Linked DNA regions of Homo sapiens: region 1 is linked to region 2. A link is a loop called in an ENCODE intact Hi-C map of the cell type or tissue named here. Cell type or tissue: endothelial cell of umbilical vein. All regions are shown on one strand. Each heading gives the region's core, and the rest is flanking DNA. Links, peaks and the distances in the headings are about the cores only.

What was found. A loop is a pair of places that touch in the nucleus more often than their neighbours do. Peaks named below come from ENCODE experiments on the same cell type or tissue, not always from the same donor. Only the 100,000 strongest peaks of a DNase experiment are listed, where the experiment ranks them.
Region 1: a loop joins it to region 2, with 4 times the contacts of the local background. A loop is called at or near these places in 9 of 110 quality-filtered maps.

What each region holds. Positions count from the first base shown.
Region 1 is chr11:122,136,080-122,144,421 of GRCh38, reverse strand. All of the region lies in intron 4 of MIR100HG (mir-100-let-7a-2-mir-125b-1 cluster host gene), which reads left to right. Among named protein-coding and RNA genes, the nearest start is that of MIRLET7A2, 6.3 kb to the left of the region's middle. In endothelial cell of umbilical vein, for the core only: no CTCF peak of the experiment used is centred there; DNase peaks (open chromatin) are centred at 3,631, 4,961 and 7,161; H3K27ac peaks cover 3,588 bases.
Region 2 is chr11:122,185,333-122,193,674 of GRCh38, reverse strand. The region is part of intron 2 of MIR100HG (mir-100-let-7a-2-mir-125b-1 cluster host gene); the gene reads left to right. Among named protein-coding and RNA genes, the nearest start is that of MIR100, 37 kb to the right of the region's middle. In endothelial cell of umbilical vein, for the core only: no CTCF peak of the experiment used is centred there; DNase peaks (open chromatin) are centred at 4,234 and 7,024; H3K27ac peaks cover 5,479 bases.

The DNA of each region.
Region 1 (8,342 bases), core at 191-8,190, 49 kb after region 2:
TTCCAAAATAATGTATCCCTTGTCTTCATCTTTGGTGAGTATGTGTTCTATTTCCTCAGGGAAACTCTTCACTGAATTTTATGTAATGGACAGTCATTTTTAACCCCATAAATCCCAAATACATCATTTAGACAAATGGCCATAGTATCTTCTAGGAATTAATCTCAGGGTTTAAGAAGGAAAAGAGGAGGCCAAGACAGGGTGGACCACTTGAGGTCAGGAGTTCAAGACCAGCCTGGCCATCATGGTGAAATCCCATCTCTACTAAAAAATACAAAAGTTAGCCAGACATGGTGGCATGCACCTGTAGTCCCAGCTACTCGGGAGGCTGAGGCAGGAGAATCGCTTGAACCCAGGAGGCGGAGGTTGCAGCGAGCTGAGATCGTGCCACTGCACTCCAGTCTGGGTGACAGAGCAAGACTCTGTCTCAAAAAAAAAAAAAAAAAAGGAAGGAAAAGAAACTTGTAGTGGGATACACTTTTACATATTTATCAAGAAATTATATCTCTATGGGTGGTACATATGTTATTTTAATTTTTCAGAATCTGTTAATCCAGCTATTTTCCTAGTTCACTGATGAGCTTCAAAACGTAGAAACACTGCTGGCATCTTGACCTTCTTCATCCAGCAAAGAATGTTTTGCTGACCCAATTTAAGGGGACTGGTCATTTAGAATAGTGAGTTTATAAACTTTATTGAAGATGGATCATCTGTGCTCCTTAATTAGCAGGCATAAGATTCTTTCCTAATTGGCTTATTAATAGAGATACTAAAGCTAGCATGTAACAGTGCAAGCAGCCCCCTTCTTATACCAGAAATGTATTTACTTCTAAAGACAGTCTTGTGAGGACAAACAGTAGCCTTCTCTCTAAGTTGACTTTGGCATATTGTCTTCTCTGAGCTTTATGAAGATCTTAGGAAAAAGGAGTAAACCAAGTTTTTCTTAATTCAAGCAATATATATTTCCTAAATATTTAATATAAGTTCCAACTACAAATAGAATAACAACGTAGGCCACTGCTATTCTTTCTAACCAATCCTTCAGGGCAGATGCTGCTGTTAATACATGGAACACACTCTAGGGTAGCAAAGTTTTACATAATCAAATGCTTCTTTACTCCAGAAGTCCAAGTACTTAAGCTGAGGGTAAGAAATCTGAGGATGGCTTCCCATCTTTACATAAATACATCAAGTTTCCCCCTTTAATTGTAGGTCACACAGCCTATATTTTTAATATATTTTAGTTCCCTTCACTAATACAGAACCCTTTGATGCAGCACACAAAAAAGTTACATTTTAGAAATAGGGATATTGTGACATTGAGCAAGGTCCTATAGATCTTCCTAGTACAATGGTCATTCATTCAACAGAAGCATGCTTGACTCGTGCATGTAAAGAGAATTCACCTGGGGACATGAGTACATGAGTGCTGGTACCCAACCTGGTTCTGCCATAGTCAAATCATTTAAACATTATGACCTCCACTCTTCAAATATGTAAACTCGTGGAATGAAACGCAATAGTTTCTGTGGTACCCATAATGAATATTCTGCAATTCTGGGATTGTCACTCAGTAATCTTTGATTTCATGAGTAGACTCTTACTTCTTTTTTTCTTTTTCTTTTTCTTTTTTTCTGAGACGGAGTCTCACTCTGTCGTCCAAGGCTGGAGTGTAGCGACGCGATCTCAGCTCACTGCAAGCTTCGCCTCCCGGGTTCGCGCCATTCTCCTGCCTCAGTCTCCCGAGTAGCTGGGACTACAGGTGCCCGCCACCATGCCCGGCTAATTTTTGGTATTTTTAGTAGAGACGGGGTTTCACCGTGTTAGCCAGGATGGTCTCAATCTCCTGACCTCCTGATCCGCCCGCCTCGGCCTCCCAAAATGCTGGGATTACAGGCATGAGCCACCGCGCCCAGACGACTCTTACTTCTTAGACTACATATCCTCCTTGTCTTATAGCGTGGAAGGGTATTTCCCCAATTCTATCTCTGCACTGTCAAAGGGACATGAGCAGAATAGTAAGGAACATTTTCAGTAATGGTTGCCACATCAAACTACTAACGCTGAAGGCCATATTAAGGCAATGGAAAAAGTAGCCTGAGAAGAAAGTAAATATTAATCCCCTTGTTCGTTCCGTGGTTTGCTGATGGCTAAGGTAATAAAGAAAAGTAAATTAGTTTCTGCCAAGTTAATGTCTATGATCAGACACTGAATATCATTTTACAGTGTAGATTATCTCAGTGGTGAACAGGAGGGACTGTGTCAGATTCACCACCTCCTTCCCTGGTTCCCGTTTGTGCTCTTTCTGAACAAAAATTATGTGCTTCGTGCTCCACCGCCAACTGCAGTATGGAGCACATGAGAGCTTCTGTGGCCCTTCTCAACCCTTTTACATCAGTCACAGAACTCCCACTGTTCTGTGCTAATGCAAAATGCAATAACGTTTAGCATCAGGACATCTCTGAGTCAAGAGGTTAACGGAAAACACATCTCCCATTGTGTTCCTGCAGCTCTGATACTGTTAATGGCGAAAACACCATGGAGACAAATAGATCTCTCTTTATTCAGGAAGCTTTGAGTGAAGAGAAAGTATATATGACATCTTTACAGCATGAGAGCCTCTCTATATGGTGCATTAAGGAGGGTGGAGGAGGGGAGAAATTCACGTAGCGTCATGTTTAATATGGCTTGAGCCTTGTCTAGAAGATGGATTCTGTCTTTTTCATTTTCTTTCTGTTGCTTTAATAAATCGTTCCAGTTCTGGCAGGGGAAAATGAGACTTAACTTCTCAAGATACAAATTCAGGGAAAGAGGACTCTTTGAATAAGCACAGTAGAGACTTTATGGGGTATTTCCTAAAATGTGATCCAAATAAATGTTTGATAACATAGCCACCTCTTTCTGACTTATCCTACTTTGTGCATCTTGCCTTTCTCTTCTGAGTGCTTCAGGTAGAAGGAATGTGGATCAATATATTTGTGAAAAGGAACCAAGGCAAAACAAATCAATACATTATGATTACACTGAGATTTTTACTTGAAAATTACCTGAAAGTAGACTGTGTGCTGTGTGTGGCCATCTAAAGATCACAGGCAAACACATTTTTGTGATCTTATTATCTGTTCACTTGCGAGGCTATCTCAGGGGAATCTTAGTCAAGATCACTTCTTGTTCCTATAAGACTTTAAAAAGAAATTTGTTTTATAGTTTATAAACTGTGATCAGAAGCTAAAATTAAGATGTCCCATTTCTTCAAGTGCTAAAGACTTTTCTCGCTGTGATTAAAAAAAAAAATTCTGGGTCAGGAATCCATTTTCAGGGTTATCTGCACAGTTCGGATCCCACAAATAATTATCACTTTTTATATTATATATAGTCTTTGAAACATTTGAGGGATATACATTATTTATTACTGCTAAGTCCTGCTGTCATATGACTGTGAGGGCTTTGATGAGGGGAGTGGGGAAAGAGGAGTGGGACACACATTCAGCTTTTACATTGAATCAAAAACTTTTAGACATGTTTCCAAACCAGGCTGATCACTGCAATTCTAGTGCTCTAATTGTTGATTGAATTGTACCAAGGGCAGCCAAATTTCATGTATCAAAGTTCATCAAGTCCAGGAAAGAAAGACAGCAATTCCAGAATGACTCAGTGATGAATTCTGTTTGATGAATAAGGCCTCAAGTGTTCTGTGGTTGCCATTTTTATATTTGAATAAAATGTATAGGATTCAAGTCATAACTTGAATTCCAAATTGGGATGCATGATGCTCCATGGTGAGCCTGCAGTGTTAGAGCAACATACTGCTCCTGCTCAGCTGCCAATAAGCAACTTCAAAGCATAAATGGAACATTCGTGGTGTGTGTTCTAAATCCTCGAGGGGCTTGAGAGTCTTTTAATCTATTTGTAGCTTTTTATTATTGAGTAACGAAGTGCTACTGATATACTGGAACCAATCTGCAAAACACATATTGAATGAAGCATAATTAAAGGATAGTATATCCCCCAAAGACTGAAGAGAAAGGTGCAAAATGAATTTATGGAAAGTAAACTTTTTATTATTTGCCATGACCAAGAAGCAGAGTTTTCTGGTTAATCAATATAGTTTTTAATAGAATTGCCATGTATGAGATATACAAATGACCAGTTTTTAAAATAAAGAATATATTCTGCTTAAAACTAAAACTTTTGGCTGGGCACGGTGGCTCACGCCTGTAACCCCAGCACTTTGGGAGGCTGAGGTGGGTGGATCACCTGAGGTCAGGAGTTTGAGACCAGCCTGGCCAACATGGTGAAACCCCGTCTCTACTAAAAATACAAAAATTAGCCAGGCGTGGTGGCGGGCACCTGTAATCCCAGCTACTGAAACTTCGGAGGCTGAGGCAGGAGAATCACTTGAACCTGGGAGGCGGAGGTTGCAGTGAGCCGAGATCATGCCATTGCACTCCAGCCTGGGTGACAAGAGCAAAACTCCATCTCAAAAACAAAAACAAAACAACAACAACAAAAAACTGTTTTAAATACAATTTAACATCTCCTAAGATTTATAAGTTATTCTGAATCCTGTATGCTTCAAGGTCAGTGTTATAAAACCAAATTTATCTTGTATAATTAGTTGACACATAAAAGTACAAATTATAGACCTCACTTGGCAGAATATTGGTTAAACTAGAGTTCACCATTTATGTTCTGTGGCTTAAGTTGGAAGCTTATGTTAACATTGACTGATCTTATCTAATGGGAAAGTGCCAAAATGTTCTGTTGCAAATAAAGCATTACTCTTAACCGATCTATCCAAATGTTTACTTCTGGATATAGCATATATTTATCCTGTAAGCTTGGGTGGCTCTAAATTCATCCAGCTCTGTTGGCCATTGCCTGCCTTGCCAGATCTTTTCTCTACCGTTTTCTATCTAGCTCTACGCTCTCAGAGGCGCACCTTCATGCATTGCCTCAACAGTCTCTTTTGCCCACCGGCTTCTGAGTGTGTTTGGCCCAAGTAAGTCAACAGGGAGAGATTAGAGAGAAAGTGAAGAGAGAGGTTAGGGTACTGAAGACAGAGGTTAGGGTACTAAATGCCCCTGACTCACTTCCTGTAGGCTACAGAGAGGACCTAGCTTTATTCCTTCCTGAGAGAGGCCATCTCTTGCAGTTTCAGCTCTCTCTCTGGCCTCTGATAACTACTCCCTCTTCTTGCTCTTTCAGGCCTTTGGGTGTAAGGACTTCCTGCTATTGTTAGTCCTGGGACACTTCACCATCTCTTCTTGGTCCCTCTTAACTCTGTCCAATCTTTACAAATTATCCTTTCATTAAACTTTCCTCAGTTTCCCCATGTACATGTGTGATTTTCTTGTCTAGACTCTGATTCACCATCTGAGGTCAATGTAAATGAGATAGCAGAAGTTAGTCACTCACTTTTCATCATGTGTGGGAGATGAGGGTCGGAGGAGTAGATATTTATCTTCCCTCTCATACTGTAAGCTCTGGAAGGGCAGAGACCATATCTAATACTGCCTTTATGATTTCTTGCAAAACCTGGCAAAGGGCTTAGCTCACAGTGCATGCTCAGTGCACATGGAGAGTCTCACTGAGTTCTGAAATCCTCAAATTTGTTATAGGCTTAAATAAATATAAGCTCTTGACTTAGGATGTAGACTTTAAGAAGTCAAGGGCCACACTATTTTTTTTAACAGCATTTCTAATGGAATATAATCTCTCATGATACAACTATCATACCGACTCTGGAAATTCTAACTGAATAAAAATAGAAAATTTCCTTCCTGGGTTAGGTTGATTTGTGTTTAGCTGATAAGAAATAATTCTGCTTTAAATGTTTAGATCCAGTTTTTCTAACTTTTAATTTAACGTTACCAGCTCATCCCCTACTATTCGTTAGTTTTTCCTATTTCTGTACGTGTGTGTGACTTTCACCTCTTCAGGAATATTGACAATTTTCTGAATATAATCTCAGTAGGGAAAACACGTAGGGTGATCAAAGCAGGATTTAAGAACTAGGGAATAAATGACACAGTGACCAGAATAGGTGTCTTTACTATTTATTTATTTATTTTGCGACGGAGTGTTCCTCTTGTAGCCCAGGCTGGAGTGCAATGGTGCAATCTCAGCTCACTGCAACCTCCACCTCCCGGGTTCAAGCAATTCTCCCGCCTCAGTCTCCCAAGTAGCTGGGATTACAGGCACCTGCCACCACGCCCAGCTAATTTTTGTATTTTTAGTAGAGATGGGTTTTTGCCGTGTTGGCCCAGCTGGTCTCGAACTCCTGACCTCAGGTGATCTGCTTGCCTTGGCCTCCCACAGTGCTGGGATTACAGGCGTGAGCCACCGTACCCGGCCTTTAGGATGTAGACTTTAAGAAGTCAAGGGCCACATTATGTTTTTTTAACAGCATTTCTAATGGAATATAATCTCTCATGATACAACTATCATACTGACTCTGGAAATTCTTAAGCAAATTCTTATTTCTTAAGGTTCATATTGCCGAGTCACTTTGACTTTTACCCTAATGCCAAACTTCTGTATACTTCAAGTTTCAATAATATTTCATATTTTATGTAATATAGAAAATAAAGATGGAAAATACTTTGGTTTGTAAAGCAGTAAATTGTAAATGTATCATTCATTTTCTACTCTGTACAGATTCCTGTTTTAATATCTAATTTCTCTGAAATTAGTGAAAGTAGGTTAAGAAAACCAGTGAGGTACAACTTGCCTTTTGACTTTCTTAACTGAAAGGAAACTGCCTGGCTAGTTCAAAGAGCAGATTCTTCACTGTTCACATTTTGCAAACAAGAGCATTTCTTTAACAAATGGAGGAGGGTGGACCATTGTCAATTCAGATAAGTTAAACTTTGCATCTCCCTGATAAGCTGAACTGTTTCATGATCATTTTACTAGTCCACTTGGGAAGTGACTGAAGCACTATTAGATAAGTTAAAATGAAAAAAAAAAAAGTATGGAAAATATTTTTACCAACTGTTTCTTCTTGGCTTCTTGGCAAAGATCAACAGTTATGTTCCCTATCTAGGGATTATCTCTTGTGGGCCAGACCGGATGATCTAATAGGTCTTTATAATCTCTAAATACTGTGACTTTTATCCCCAAGTGAACTACATAGTTTATTTACATAGAAACACACTCGCAGGCTTAAGGAAATGCAATCTGACTAATGCTAAAGAAAGTGAGCCAGGATGACTCAAATGACTTTTTTTTTTCTAAATAGGTTAAGTAAATTAAAATCATAGACATTCTCTCTCATTCCCCTCCAGCATATCAGTATGTAGATTTTAGATGTCAGAATTCTCCAGTAGTGAATTAGTTTTCCTGCCATCAGCGAATTACAAACGGCTTGTCCCTAAACCTTTGTCATACTTCAAGAAAGCTCTTAGACAGAGATTTGTTTTAATTTTTATTTTAATTCCACATTCTATCCCAGATACATGGAAAATTAAAAATGTTGGGAATGATAGAAAAATAAAAATTGCTAGAAAAATGCCAGCATGATAAGTAAAGCATAATCACCGTGCATTTCTACTTTATTAAGAATGTACTTTTGGTGTTGTTTGTTTGTTTTGAGACAGACTCTTGTTCTTTTGCCCAGTGCAGTGGCACGATCTTGGCTCACTGCAACCTCCGCCCCCAGGTTCAAGCAATTCTGTTGCCTCAGCTTCCTGAGTAGCTGGGACTACAGGCGCCCACCACCACGCCTAGTTAATTTTTTATATTTTTAGTAGAAATGGAGTTCCACCATTTTGGCCAGGCTGGTCTCGAACTCTTGACCTCAAGTGATCCGTCTGCCTTGGCCTCCCAAAGTGCTGGGATTACAGGCATGAGCCACTGTGCCCAGCCTAAGAACGTATTTTTGTGCCATGGGCTACATTTATCTAGACAAATGAAGCATTGGGAGGAATGTCAATATTTTAATAAAAAATTGCTTCCCCAGGACTGTTAGCAAAGACAACTCTTTTAAAAAATTTCGATAGTTTTGGGGGAACAGGTGGTTTTTGGTTACAAGGATAAGTTCTTTAGTGGTGATTTCTGAGATCCTGGTGCACCTGTCACCTGAGCAGTGTACACTGTACCCAATGTGTAGTCTATTATCTTTCACCCCCACTCCCACCCTCAAAGACAAGTTTTTTAAGAACTCTTTTTTACCCTCTATGTTGTACAAGCATTTTAGGTTTTCCCCATCAGGTAATACTTCAAATGGCCTATCTGGGACCAAAAATCAAAGCTGTTTTTATTGTGGCCATTGATTTAAATTTTTCTGTAATTGAATCTCCTTCATACCTGGCTTTGGGCCTCTTACAAGTAAATATAGG
Region 2 (8,342 bases), core at 315-8,314:
TTGCTAAAGCCTGCCTTCTCTTCATGCTGCCTACTCCGACCCTACTTCTCTCAGCTCCACAAACACTGGTGACTTTCTACTCTCCTTTCAAGACTCTGTTCAACTTTGCTTTCTCTGAGGCCTGACTGGCAGGGCAGCACTGTCCCTTCTTGTGTATGCCCCCAAGGCACCTGAATCCATCTGTGTACTGGGGAAGTACACCTTGCTGTGTTGCTTGTCCTGTTCTCTTTACAGATTCTTCTTCCCATGAGCCTGAGAACTCCTCAAAGACATTAACTAACTGCCTTAATTGGTTTTATGTTACTTTATTTATTCAATTATTTATTTATCAGTTATTAATAGCCTACTATGTGGTAGGTTCTGAGGATTCAAAGAGAAGTAACATAAGATTCCTGTTCTCAAGGTGGTGAAGGTCATGTGGGAAATGCATGATAAATAGACACTGGCAGTGCAAGACAGTGGGATGAATCCATTACAGATGTCAGCTCTGGATGCTATAGGAGCATATAGGAGAGTCTCCTTCCTGGAGCAAGGATGACGGTTGAGAATGCCAGCAAGAGTTTCCAAGAAGGGAAAGGCACCACCCCTAGCCTGAGTCCTGTTGAATATGATTGAGCCTTGTTGTGTGGGGTCTGAAAGGAGAGAGCATTCTCTGCAGTAAGAACAGCACATGAGGAAGTCAGGGGATGCCCCAAAGAGCAACATAATAAAAGGCTTATGTTTGGGTGTGATAGATAAGACAGAGACACATGAAGTAGTTGGACAATAAGACAGTTTCCAATCAAGTACTAATTTTGCAGTACAATGAACTACGAGTATAGAACGGATCACCATGCACTTATTCTGGAAATCTCTCAGAAAATGTGGGTTCTGACTCACTCCTTGAGAAATGACAGTGCTAAATCTGAGATAAAAAAAAGTCTGGGTTTCAGTCTCACTCTGCCAATTACTAGCCTGGTGATATTTTCTCAATCTTTAATTTCTACATCATGAAATGAAGACACTAAGATTCAACTCTCAGAGTTGTATTGAAGATAAAATAAGACTTGTAAACTGTAAAGCACTACACAAACATTAGTTTGTTCATTAAAACTGTTTACCTGTAAAATAGAGAATTCTTCATTGATAAAGATATTTGGATGATATAAAAAGAAGCATAAGTATACTTACATGCAATGATACAATATTTACATTAAAAATATGTTAATTTTACATATTTATACATATACTTTTTATAAAAATCTTGGTTAATGCTATTGAAAAATGCAAATGTGTTAATGAGTTGACTGTGTCTTTTTACACATTTCTGACTCTTAGGATAGGGCAGAAAAACAGCCCTTCAGGGTAGGCCGTCTGATTCAGCGGTACGTGTGATGTGTTAGGAATTAAGTAGTTCAGGTGTGCTAATTTAGAAGTAAACTCTCTCCTAAGAAAACTGCATTCCTGTAGACAGAAGTTTTACTTGAGGATTTCTGTCTCAAAATAGAACTCTAAGTGGTGCAACTTTCTCTTCACTGTCTCCATTTCCTCCTCTTTAAATGACCATAAGCAATGGCAGCATTTTAAAGTCACACTCATACAAGTGGCCTTTAGAGAAGTTTGATTTCATTAGTCTTATACTCTGGTCAGATGTAGGCAAGGGCAAGGAACATCTAACAGATACAGAACGACCCACTAAAAGAATCTGAACTCTTTTGAGTGCTTTTCAAAGACTATGGGTGAAATACTAAAATGTAATTGACACAGTGTGTTCAGGCATGCAGTGTAAATGATCCTTCACTCCACGTGCTCCATCAGTTCTAGACAGCCCTTGGCCATCTTGTGGGAAGAAACCCCTGCTTTGTCTCCCTCGTTCCCACTGATACCAACACTGAGCTGATCATTATAGAGGAGAGTGACGCCAGTGCTTTTCCATGTGGCTGTGAACGTGGCCCTGAAAAGCATCAAAAGAAACATTAGAGATTTGTCACTCACTCTTGCTTAATGATGAATTCAAGGAAGCTGAAAGTGGAGGCCCATCACTCCCAGCTATGGGCTTGAAGTTATGGCCAGTTGGTAGTCCTCTTTCTCCATCCATTACTGCATCCACCTGGACCTAACTGTTCTAAGAGCTACCTTTCTAAAACTTATGTAAGGAAAGAGAGCATGACTCTTTTCTTGGAATATGAAGTCTATGAGATATCAATACAAATTCTACAAAATAAGGAGGTATTCTAAGGTCAAACAAGTTTAAGAAATCCTGAATATGTCCCCACTGGACATTCAAAATGTACATCAGCATAGTTAAGGCTGTAAAATAAAAATAATACAATAAAGTAAAACATTTGCTTTCCCAGTGATTTGACTTTAGAACTGTTTTATTTAGTAATACTCATTAACACCTTGAATACTTCTTGCTTCTAGTTTATAAGAAGATAATGTTCTTACAGAAGTCTCAGTAAATAGTCCTCTTGAAGGCTGAAGTCCATGCTTTAGACTGAAAAAAAGTTGAACGTAGCTTGGATAAATCTTATAACTGAGGAATACATGCTTACCATCCAAAGGTTCTTTTTAATAGCCAATTATTTATTAAATTGGGGGTTTGCCGGGGAGGTGGGAGGTGAAATAAGCAATCAGCATTCGAGCCCATTCCTTATTCAGAAAAAATTTTTTTCTCTTCTATTACTGGCTAGATCTCATGGAAAATCCCTTGAAAATGCTGAAATGAACTTTTCCTCTCCCTCTCTTCTGGCTGTTTGCCTTTTTTTCATAAAGAATGAGTGTAGATTTGATCTGTAACTATTATAGTTTATATTTGATGGGACCCTATGGAAAACTACTAGCCAAGAGAAAGAGTAATCACTAGTAGTTTTAACTGTAATCACAGAGAAATCCTTCCCTGTCCTTCAACCTTTCCATGGCTCTGTAATTGTGAGCCGTATCTTTCATAGGACGTTTCCCATAGGTGCTAAGATCATATTTTCTCTCCATATAGGTTCTCCAAAGTATCTTTTTTTTTCTACCCACAAAAATAGACAGGGAGTCAGGCAATGGGATCAACTCTATTCATCATACATATCATTTTATACCTCTCCAAGGAAGCTTTTCTTGATCAATTTTCTTCTCTAATCACTGCTTCTCCCAGCATTTCTTCTGAATCTATTTAATGCGTAGGATATTATTTTACCTATGGTGTCACAATACTTTGCAACTGATCTTAGTTTATTCATCTGTGTGTTTTCTCTGTCAACTAGAATTTAAAGTTCATTGGAGGCAGGTACAATATATTTAATTTTTTCATACTATCTTCAAAGTCTTACATGCAGTAAGACTTGTACAGAGTTTTATACATAGTGGGCATTTGCTTATTTGAATTAAAAATAATCTACGTGGAATGAATGTCAGGACATCTACTCATCTCCTAGGTTTTCTATCGATATGACTGGAACGTGAACATTGGAGTCCTCCTGACCTGAGCTCAAATCCTAGGCCAAAAACATCAGTAATCTTTGTGCTCTTAATCAAGCTACTCTTCTTCTCTGAGTTTCCATTTTCTCATATCCACAATGGAGATCTTGTATCTACCTTTTCCTAAAAGACTGTATGAGGAATAGTTAGAAGTTTAAGTTCTGATGTCAGACAGTTCTGATTTGAAAGCCCTCTCTGCTACTTGCTACCTCATATTGAAAAAATTGGTTAACCTCTGATGAGCCTCATTTTCCTCATCTGTGAGTTAGGATCCATAATAGGATTTATGTCATGAACTTGTTTGGATTAAATGAAATAATGCAAGGAAAACTTAGAATGGTACCTGATACCTAGCAAGCATTCAATTAATGTTAACTGCTGCTGTTGAAGAGTACCTAGAATACCTGATGCTGGTGGGCTCAAATAAACCATAGTTCTTTCTCCTACTAATTCCCATCTTTAAATCCATTGCCATGGCAGATGCACTTTGCAAATCTGTTGGCTAAATGCGTAACTTTCATTGCAGGAATGGCATTCTGCCTGTTTTGCCTATCTTAAATGGCACAAAATTCTTCTGAAGGAAAAGACTTTCTCAGGAAGATAATCCATATCTGGATTGAAAAGAGCTTATGTTTTTAAAGTGTGGGTTGGAGACATTTTTTAATTGAACGCAGCCATTTTTTATCATGTTGATTTCCTCAGGATATGAATCAGAGAGAAAGAACTGAAGTCTTGTCTCAGGAAGAAAGAGGGCAGGCAGAGGATTTTTCACTGGTAAGGCAACTTGCACACTTGTCCTTTTCATAGTGAGTCATGATCTATGATACATTTCATAGCAATGTCTATGAGTTTCCAATTCTGGAATTAGACATGCCAGCCAAATAAGGGAGGGAGAAGAGAATAGACTTTTAATCCACCTCATTGCCATTCAGAGTTCTAGAAGCGGAGCTTCAAGAAAAGGAGTATTCTAGCACCCACTTTTAGTCTTATCTTTAAACACATTGAGAAAGAGAATTAGCTAATTACTTTCCAAATGCTTCCAGCAGAGCAATTCCACGGGGTTTTTTTTCCCCCAATAACTAGCTCTAGTGTTCCAGAAAAATCAGTCTCCCTAATCTCTTTCCAAATCTTTTTTTTTTTTTTTCCTCTATGACTTGAGGCTAACTTTTCTTTTTCTTTGTTTTCATACTGGCTGACCTAAGCTCTTCTTAAAATGACGCCATGAATTTTTTAAAGTTATTAGGCCTACCTTCCCTAGTTTTTTTTTTTCTAATGAAGGAAACTTAACTCTCTTTAAAAGCTCTCTTATATCCAATTTTTTTACACTTCAAGTCACTTTGGACTGATGTTCTAAGGATGTTTCCCAGCTATTCTAGTAATGAATAAAAAACACCAATGGTTTGTTACCATTGGTCCTTCACATCCATGGATTTCACATCTGGGGATTCAATTAACTCTGGATCAAAAACATTTGGAAAAAAAAAGGATTGTTGTGTCTGTACTGCACACCTACAGATTATTTTCTTGTAATTCCCTAAACAATAAAATATAACAATTATTCACATAGTATTTACATTTTATTAGATATCATATGTAATCTAGAGATGATTTAAAGTATACAGGAGGATGTGCATAGGTTACATGCAAATACTAGACATTTTATATAAAGGACTTGAGCATCTGCAGATTTTGGTATTGGCAGGGGATCCTGGAACCAATTCTTCATGGATGCCACGTGATGACAGTATATGCACTTGGGTATCCCCAGGACTTGGTGCTACTCAGAGTATATTATAGGTGCTTAAAATGGTGACTGAATAAATATGACCTTATATTTCTATAGCTTTTAATGCTTTATGGAAAACTTCAATTTCCTTAAAAAGTCCTGTCTGCAGTTGTCTTATTTTCACCTTTTCCACCACCCAAAATAACCTTACCTTTGGTTATAAAGTCAGTAAGTTTTACAGTGGAGACCAGAACTTGGTCTCCAGTTCCCAGCCACACAAGTTTATTGCCTTAACCTGAACATTTGCTAAAGTGGTGGTGCTAGTGTTTTGAAAAATGTAGACCTCCCAAACTCAACCTTGTACTCATATAATGAAGAGAATAACAAGAGTGCAGACCAGTTCTACTATGTCTTTGTTTTGGGAATATATCTGAACATCATGTTATTTTTAAATTGTAAAATGTGACTTGTTCATACTTAGCTTTTATTCTTCTCTGAGCTTGAGCTCCAATTCTCACTGCCTTTTCTACAAGCTCATCATTTTTTCACATGGTATCTCTACATTGTGTTATGGTATGAAATATTAATAGCCCACAATAGGGCACTTTTAATCTCTTCAACACCAAGATATAGGACATCTTGGTGCCTTGATTAAATAGTGCGTGGTCAGTGTGAGGACCTTGATTCTCCTCCTGGTGAAATTCTTTCTGTCACAAGATTTCTTCAATGTAAAAATCAACAATCATTACTATTCCTTTCATTACTTCACTGGAGTTCGAAGTCAGCCAAAGAAAGATATTAAATAATCAGGGAGACAGGGTCTCTTGCATTGAACTCCTTAAAGGCAGGGACTATGTCAGAAATTTATGCCGAGCGCCGTGACTCACGCCTGTAATCCCAGCACTTTGAGAAGCCAAGGTGGGTGGATTGCTTGAGGTCAGGAGTTCAAGACCAGCCCAACCAACATGGTGAAACCCTGTTTCTACTAAAAAAAAAAAAAAAAAGCCCAGCATGGTGGTGCATGCCTGTAATCCCAGCTACTTAGGAGGCTGAGGCGGGGGAATCGCTTGAACCTGGGAGGCGGAGTTGCAGTGAGCTGAGATTGCACCACTGCCTTCCAGCCTGGGTGACAGAGCAAGACTCTGTCTCAAAAAAAAAAAAAAAGAAAAAAGAAAAGAAAAGAAACTTATGTAGCCCCATCCCCTAATCCAGGGTCTGGCACAGAGCAGGTACTTAATACATTATTAATTACAATTGAATTGACATCTATAAGAAAATTCAAGAAATCTGAGCCTTGTGACTTTGTCCATAATGATGTGGCCTTAGCTAAGACTCTGAGCTTCTGTTTTGTCATCGGTTAAATGGGATCTCTGTCTACCTTTAATGGGAATGTGAGAGTCCTAGGAAATTTGACCTTAAGGAATATTTGTTTTAGACTTCATAGACTAGATGGAGTTCTAGTTTTTAAGTGAATAATTTACAGACTAACGGGCTTTACATGAATAATCAAAGCAAAGGGGCTCTTGGTGACCTACTTGTGAATTAATATTTTTAATTAGTAAGTCATTTTTGACAAATTCACACAACCCTCGATATCTGTTTGTTTGATTTCCTTTAATTCACTTTCCATTATGGTCAACTTTACTATTGAAATGAAATCATCAACTTGAAGATATGTTGAGAAATGGTGTTACAGTCTGGGTTCATAAATCTTAACAGGAAGAACCTGGAGCCAAGCAGCTCAGAGCATTATGAAATCAGTTAATTCAGGCTTCTGGAATATGTGAGCAGTCTACCACTTTCTCATTAATCTGAGGCAGAATGCCCAGAAAGAGTATTTCGCAAAGGTTAGTGCAAAAGAGAAGTCTGTTGAGTCATTGTTGGGTGTTGGATAACAGAGCAAATTTATTGCATTAATCAGTGGAGGAAGTCTGTATTCTAAGATTGCCTTGCTAAGAAAGTCATTGTAAACTTGTAAATGAACAATTCTGCTTCCTCAATGGCTCTCAAACCTGAATGGGCATCAGAGTCATCTGGAGGACTTGTTAAATCACAGATGGCTGGGTACTACCCTTAAAATTTCTTCTGATTTTGTAAATTCTAATTTGGGGGTGGGGTGGATCCCAAGAACTTGCAATTATCACAAGTTTCTAGGTGGTGCTAATGCCACAGGACGGGGACTATACCTTGAGAACACTGTGCTACTTGATTTTCCTTAAGATTGCCAAGCCTGGTGAAAATAAACATTCCGTGGGACTGCTGCTCTTTTCTGAGACTGATTTAATGAAATAGGACGTAGATAAGCCATCAATAGCACAAGCCACAGGCAGACATCTATGGGTCAGAGTGTCTGTATAGAACTACAATGAACCCTAGATATAGAGAAACAGATTTTTTTTTTAGGTTAAGTTTTAAGCTCAGCTCCTTCATGACTTTGTAGGACATATTATTGTGGTCTGTTCCAAGCTCCTTCTGGAGTCATCTGAAAATATATTGCCAGAATCTTTTAAAAAAAGGGAGAGGAGATATGTTTTCATTTTCTTTCAGGTGGTCATTCCAGGTTGTCATCTCTTTTCCAACAAACAGGCCGTGTATTCAGGTATTCTACCCTCTTGCTTTGTGATTTAATCAGTCAGTAGACAGTAATTCTCTATCAAGTTCTTTTAAGTCAAGTTCTTATTTCATATAGGTACAATGTTATCAATTCTGGTTCTTTTCCTGGAAGCTCATTTTATTCAATTCAGTTCAACACCCATTGTGTGACTTCCTATGCTAAGCACTATTCTAGGGACTTAAAAAAAGACATGACCAAGACAGACACCAATCCCTACCCTTGCAGAATCTACATTCTAGCACAGGGAGACAGACAGTAAACAGTACATCAGCCAATATATTATATTCTTCATAGTAAATGCTATGGAAAAGATGAAAATAAAGCAGAGTGATTAGGTTTAAGACTGGGGTGGGGCACTGGCAGAGGAGGACCATGTGCACAGTTGCAATTTTAAATAGGAGTGTCAATTGAGCAAATATCTGAGGCAGGTGAGACTGTAAGTATATATCCAGGGAAGAGTATCACTGGCAGAGAGAACAGCCTGTGCAAAGGCCCAGTGGCAGGAGACTGCCTGGCGCATTTAATGAACAGCAAAGAAGCCAGCATGGCTGATTC